Regions from separate parts of the Homo sapiens genome. Here region 1 is linked to region 2. A link is a contact called in ENCODE Hi-C or POLR2A ChIA-PET data. All regions are on one chromosome and are shown on one strand. Each heading gives the region's core, a stretch centred on a gene start or an enhancer-like site at or near the end of the contact. The rest is flanking DNA. Distances are from core to core; before and after follow the strand shown.

Evidence for each region. Hi-C counts contacts between places; a loop is a spot of excess contacts on that map. ChIA-PET counts read pairs that join two places held with the same protein, here RNA polymerase II (POLR2A). Pooled maps may share reads with other maps.
Region 1: a loop to region 2 is called in a map of ascending aorta, with 1.9 times the contacts of the local background. The contact joins the promoter of LINC02940 here to the enhancer-like site in region 2. A Hi-C loop is called at or near these places in 3 of 168 maps with a recorded cell type or tissue (ascending aorta, mammary epithelial cell and naive thymus-derived CD4-positive, alpha-beta T cell) and 12 of 50 pooled maps. POLR2A ChIA-PET finds 5 or more read pairs at or near these places in 5 of 52 experiments (AG04450, MCF 10A, OCI-LY7 and 2 more).

The regions. Positions count from the first base shown.
Region 1 is chr21:39,017,992-39,020,691 of GRCh38, forward strand. LINC02940 (long intergenic non-protein coding RNA 2940) reads right to left here and starts at 1,265. Exons shown (of 7, transcript XR_007067867.1): 1 at 1,007-1,265.
Region 2 is chr21:38,984,263-38,986,962 of GRCh38, forward strand. LINC02940 (long intergenic non-protein coding RNA 2940) reads right to left here. Exons shown (of 7, transcript XR_007067867.1): 7 at 1,089-2,700. Among named protein-coding and RNA genes, the nearest start is that of LINC01700, 7.8 kb to the left of the region's middle. RefSeq lists an enhancer at 1,303-1,472. Within about 2 kb of position 1,434, at least 24 of the 41 ENCODE cell types and tissues checked have a DNase peak (open chromatin) inside an H3K27ac peak, as active enhancers do; they include ascending aorta, where a contact is called at or near this core.

The DNA.
Region 1 (2,700 bases), core at 15-2,514, 34 kb after region 2:
CTTGTATCATTCAGCTCAAAATCTGCAGAAGCACTTAGACCAGTTAAAACTGTGCAATGCGGTCAAGCGTTCAAATATTTTATCTCGATCAAGAAGGAGGATGTGGGATGATGTGGGATGCCCTGCATCTTCCCCTCCCTTTTTTCCTGGAGGGTTTGAAGCCATCCCAATTCATTTTTTTCCAAAGTCTGACAATAACTCAGTGGGTCATCCCAGCCTTGGAACGAGCCATTCCTGGATGCCATGGAAATTGTCTATGGGGGATGCCTCCCCAGCTATCTTCTGCAGCCTACATCTGGACCAGTCAATAATCTGAACCCTCAGCTTTCTGGATGTGAATCTTTCCCCAGACTAGCTGAGAACTAGGGGTTACTCAAGAATGCACTAAACAATTCTTCCCCCACTACCCTGTACCTCCACAATCAAAAGTGTTAGGGGCCAGGCAGGGTGGCTCATGCCTGTAACCCCAGCACTTTGGGAGACGGAGACAGGTGGCTCGCTTGAGCCCAGGAGTTCGAGATCAGTCTGGACAATATGGCGAAACCCTGTCTCTACTAAAAATACAAAAAAATTAGCTAGGCGTGGTGGTGGGTGCCTGTAATCCCAGCTACTCAGGAGGTTGAGGCAGGAGAATCACTTGAATCTGGGAGGTGGAGGCTGCAGTGAGCGGAGATCGCACCACTGCACTCCAACTGAGGCAACAGAGCGAGATTCCATCTCAAATAAATGAAGAAATAAAATGAAAATAAAAAAGAGTGTTAGGAATAAAGCCTGTCAAATCATCATTACTGCTCCTAAGCATCTCTGGGTGCTTCTGAAATTGCTGTTAGGCTATTTGCAAGACACTGAACATTCCAGAAAGTGTGCTAGAGCATTGAGAATTCCCTCAGGGACTGTAGCTGCAGACCTTGCTCTCACATGCAAGGTGACCACGTGGCCTGCACGTTCCAGGACAGTGCCTGCTGCAAACAGTCTACCCCTTTACCTTTTACATAACTGTACTCACCGATCAGGAAAACAGACCTTGGTCAGACAGAAGCGATGGTCATAATCTCTCTGCAGATGGACTTCTAACTACATTTCTTCAAATTGCAACAAATGTAAATACAATCAGTCATACACACTCTATGCTACCACCTTCTCCCATTTTAGGGTGTTGAAAGCCCAAATTAATCACGGCTGGGTGGGGCAACTCACACCTGTAATCCCAGCACTTTGGGAGGCCCAGGCGGGGGTGGATCGCTTGAGTTTAGGAGTTTGAGACCAGCTTGGGCAACACGGCAAGGCCCCATCTCTACAAAAAAATACAAAAATTAGCCAAGCATGGTGGTGTGCTCCTGTGGTTCCAGCTACTCAGGAGGCTGAGACAGGAGGATTGCTTGAGCACAGGAGGTCGAGGCTGCAGTGAGCTGTGATCACACCACTGCACTCTAGCCTGGGTCATACAGTGAAATCCCGTCTCAAAGGAAAAAAAAAAAGTCACATGTGAAAACTTCTGGAGAGTCCAAAGACAAACACCATAGCTCATGGGCCATTAAGACAATCTGTACAAACACTCAATGAACCAATATGAAGACAGAAATCCTGGTGAATTGTATATGTATTCCAGAAGATTAAAATCAGGAAGGCAAAGGAAAATGGAGAGCTGGCACTTGGCACCCATGAAAGACCCACTTTCCCTGCCCTACCAGGTGGCATTTCTCCTTCCCACCCTCAGGATCAGCCTGGCATCAGCGATTATCTCAGCCCACTGAGGCCTGGATGCTGCTGGCTGATTTTTGTCTCTGCAGTCAGGAGCCAACCACAGGCCTCCTGAACCTCCAGCACCCTGGCTCACCCAGGACAACAACACAGATCAACTCCCAAATAAATTCCTCTCTGTTGTCCTGCAATGTGCTAATTGCCCATAATGAGCACATCATAATAATTAAGGATGACTACGCCAAACCTTTGACTGAGGTAGCAATCCTTCACCCACAAATGGCAAGGCCTTTCCTAAATCTTAATTAAAGAGCACACCAGCCACCTGAGCTGAGGCAGAGTTCTCCCACTTTCGAGATGGGGAAAATGGAGGCTCAGGGTGGCAGGTTTCTTATTCTATTCCATAAGGCACACTTGTACATTTTAATTGGTTTAAATTAAGTGCTATACATAACCTATAAGGAGGTTGTTAAATAAATTGCTTAGCCGTTGCAAAGAATGATAGGTAGTTGTAAAAATTCATGTTTTGAAGACATGGGAAAATGCTTGTTATGGAATTTTAAGAGAAATTAAGAAAGATAAGTGTTGTATTTGTAGGACGGTCTTGGTCGAGTGTGAAAATACCCGTGCTGGTGTGTGTTTGTGTGTATCAAGAGTAGATCATAATGTTAACACGGGTTCGCAGTTTCTTGGGTGATTCAAGATGAATTTTCATGTTTTCTATACTTTTTTGTCATTTCCAGATTTTCTACAACAAACATTTAATCTTTTATAATAAGAAAAAGATACATGTTTTAAAGATTTTTAAAGGTATTTTACTTTTTTTAAAAAAAGATATTTTAAAAGACTTTCCTATTCTGTTTTAAATCAGGCTCCTTGGCCCTCCCTTATTAACTCTTTAAATGCATGCAGGACATTCGCTCGGCAGCCTTCTTCTCCTGGGTCACCTGTACTTGGGTTTGTGGTGAATTGTCAAGCATGTCAGCGGGGTGGGACTCC
Region 2 (2,700 bases), core at 184-2,683:
GGTGAGGAGTCAGGAGGTCTGTGAACTTAGATAGGAAAGAAATTCCATTTTTATTTTCCCTGACTTCTAACTACATGTTGGCCTTTTCTTCCTCGCAAAGTCTTAACCTGGGTGAGGAGTCAGGAGGTGTGTGAACTTAGATAGGAAAGAAATTCCATTTTTATTTTCCCTGACTTCTAACTACATGTTGGCCTTTTCTTCCATTAGGAACACAGGCAATGAAGCACACTGTGGGGGACACACCTGTGATTGTCGAAATCACGGATATTTTCATACTGCATTGCAGCTGTTGCCAGTATCATCAGTGACTTTCATCCTTCTCTCTGCTTTGTAATTATGGTGGTTATAAGGCGGACAACTCAATCTTGTCTTAAGCTATTAATAAAAAACATGTGCACTATCATATCACAGTTGGGAGGGCGGGGTGGGGATTGTTACATTTTGTTACATTTTGTTAGCTGTATTTCAACATACTGGTTTCCTTGGGAAGCCCATGTACTTTTTTTCATGCATTTGAAGTCTGAATTCTGAGAAAGGGTCCATAGGCTTCCCTAGGCTGCCGCAGGGGTTCATGACACAGAACAGGGTAAGAGCCACTGGCATGGACACTAGAAACCTACACCAATGCTGTTGTATCACTTTTCAGACAAGCTCTGTGCAGTCGGAATTTTTTAAAGATGCACTGTCACTTGAGGAAGACAGGTGATCTTCCTGCGGCACAAATAGAAGCAAAGAGATTTCTCTTCTTCTCTGTAGAGCAACACAATTGATAAATGGCCGATAATCTCCACCAAATTGGCAGCAGTAGGCTGCCCGAAGGCAGCAGGCATATTCGTCTTTGTGAATTGTTTTACTATGATGCTGTCACATTTCCAGGAATAAGACGGTTAAAATGATATATTGTTGTGGTTTGGCATTTGCAGCTTTGCTCTGACTTCCCTGGTAACTGCCAACATCTGCAAATTATTATGTGCTTAAAAAAAAAATCAACCGCCACCGCAGGCTGCCCCCACGGTCCCTGGCTGGGCCAGGCCTCCTGCCAGGCCACAGGGCAGAGTTCTTGGACCAGGAGGCAGCAGGGTCAAAACCCAGGTTGCCTAGGAAGCCCCCAAAGACAGTTATGGATAGAGCTGGGAGCCCGAAACACATGCGGCAGTCTCTCAGTTTCCAGGTACCGGTTCTCACATCATCCATGCATGTGTTTGAGGAAAAACAAAAAAAAATTGATGGTTGCCAAAAACAAAAATGCTTCCATATCAAAGTTTATCAGTGTCAATGTCAAGAGACTTCTGGTTCGTAGACTCATTTTGGCTTGAGGCCACCAGAAGTGAACTCTGGTTTCTAAATGCAGAAGCAGAGGCACTGGCCGATCATGGAAGATGCAGGGAACTGTTCAAGAGGCCCAAGCCTGGTGCTCAGAAACTTGGCAGGATCAAGCATCTCGCCCAGGAATTCATCCCCTGCTTGTCTAAGCCGGCTGGCTCTCGTGACTGACTCGGAACAACAGAGCAGATGTTTGCGTGGGAGGCAAGCCTCACCCAACATCTGTCCTGCGGCGGGAAGGCCTGGGTGTTCACAGATAGAGCTGGAGTTCCCCGGTGGGTGGCACAGACAATTAGCTGGGGCTGCCTCACATGTAATCTAATTACAGGGGAAACAGGCTCAAACACCGGGTGATAAGCAGCGCAACTGTTTCGGGTGACTCTGTAATTTTTCCTCCATTAATTTTCTCCATAACGCACATGATTGTCATAAGGGTTAATTAAAAAGAGCGTGAGTGGCCTCATGTCACATGTAGCTGGACCAGAAAGTGTTGAGTACCTGCTCATGCGTGCAAGAGGAGGAGGGAGGAGCACATCACTGAACTTCACATGAAATTGGATACCCGGGATTAGAGACAGTAGAGGGTTTTGGTGAAATCAGATACACATTGCAAAGCAGCACACCGCGATAATTCAATTTGGATATACTGACATGGACTGTATAAACAAGGAGAATGGAAGGCAAAAGGGTGATTCCAGGGAGGCTTCCTGGAGGAGGTGAGCTCTTCAAAGAGGTCATGTGCACAGGTAGAGGAAAGAAATAGAAAAAAAAAAAAAAAAGAGCACTAGAGCCAAGGACAGGAAGGATCACAACCATAGGGACAAGGATCCAAAACCATGAGGTTAGAACCTGAAGACAAGGAACCAGACTCAAGGAAAAAGTTTCCTTCAAAGATAACGGCTGATGGGTGCAAGGAGGTATCGAGGGATAGAGGATGTCCAACCCCAAGCTATAAGCAAAAGTCCAACAACTGATATCTCTTGTTTGCAACCCATCTCAAAGCCACCAAGCCTTGTGTAAACATCACCCAGAGTGGCCAAGACACCAAGTGAGCAGAGCCTGGTGACATCTAGGATTTGCACATAGCAGGCGATGAATAAACCCATGCTGTCTGACTTCGGAACTTTGACCTCAAGTTCATCACCTCTAGTATTTGTGGATGAAGTCAATGATAGAGTTAGTTCTTGCTTGTTCATGAAGCGGATGGTGCATCATTCTAAGCAATGCATAACATATCTGTTTTTAAAATGTTTTTATATGCATCTTGGATCACATTAAAATTACTTTGCATTTTGGACCATACAACAACTGATGGGGTTGGGAGTAGGGAGTGGACACTCCAGCCCTTCCTGCACTGAAAGAATGGATGTGCAAGCC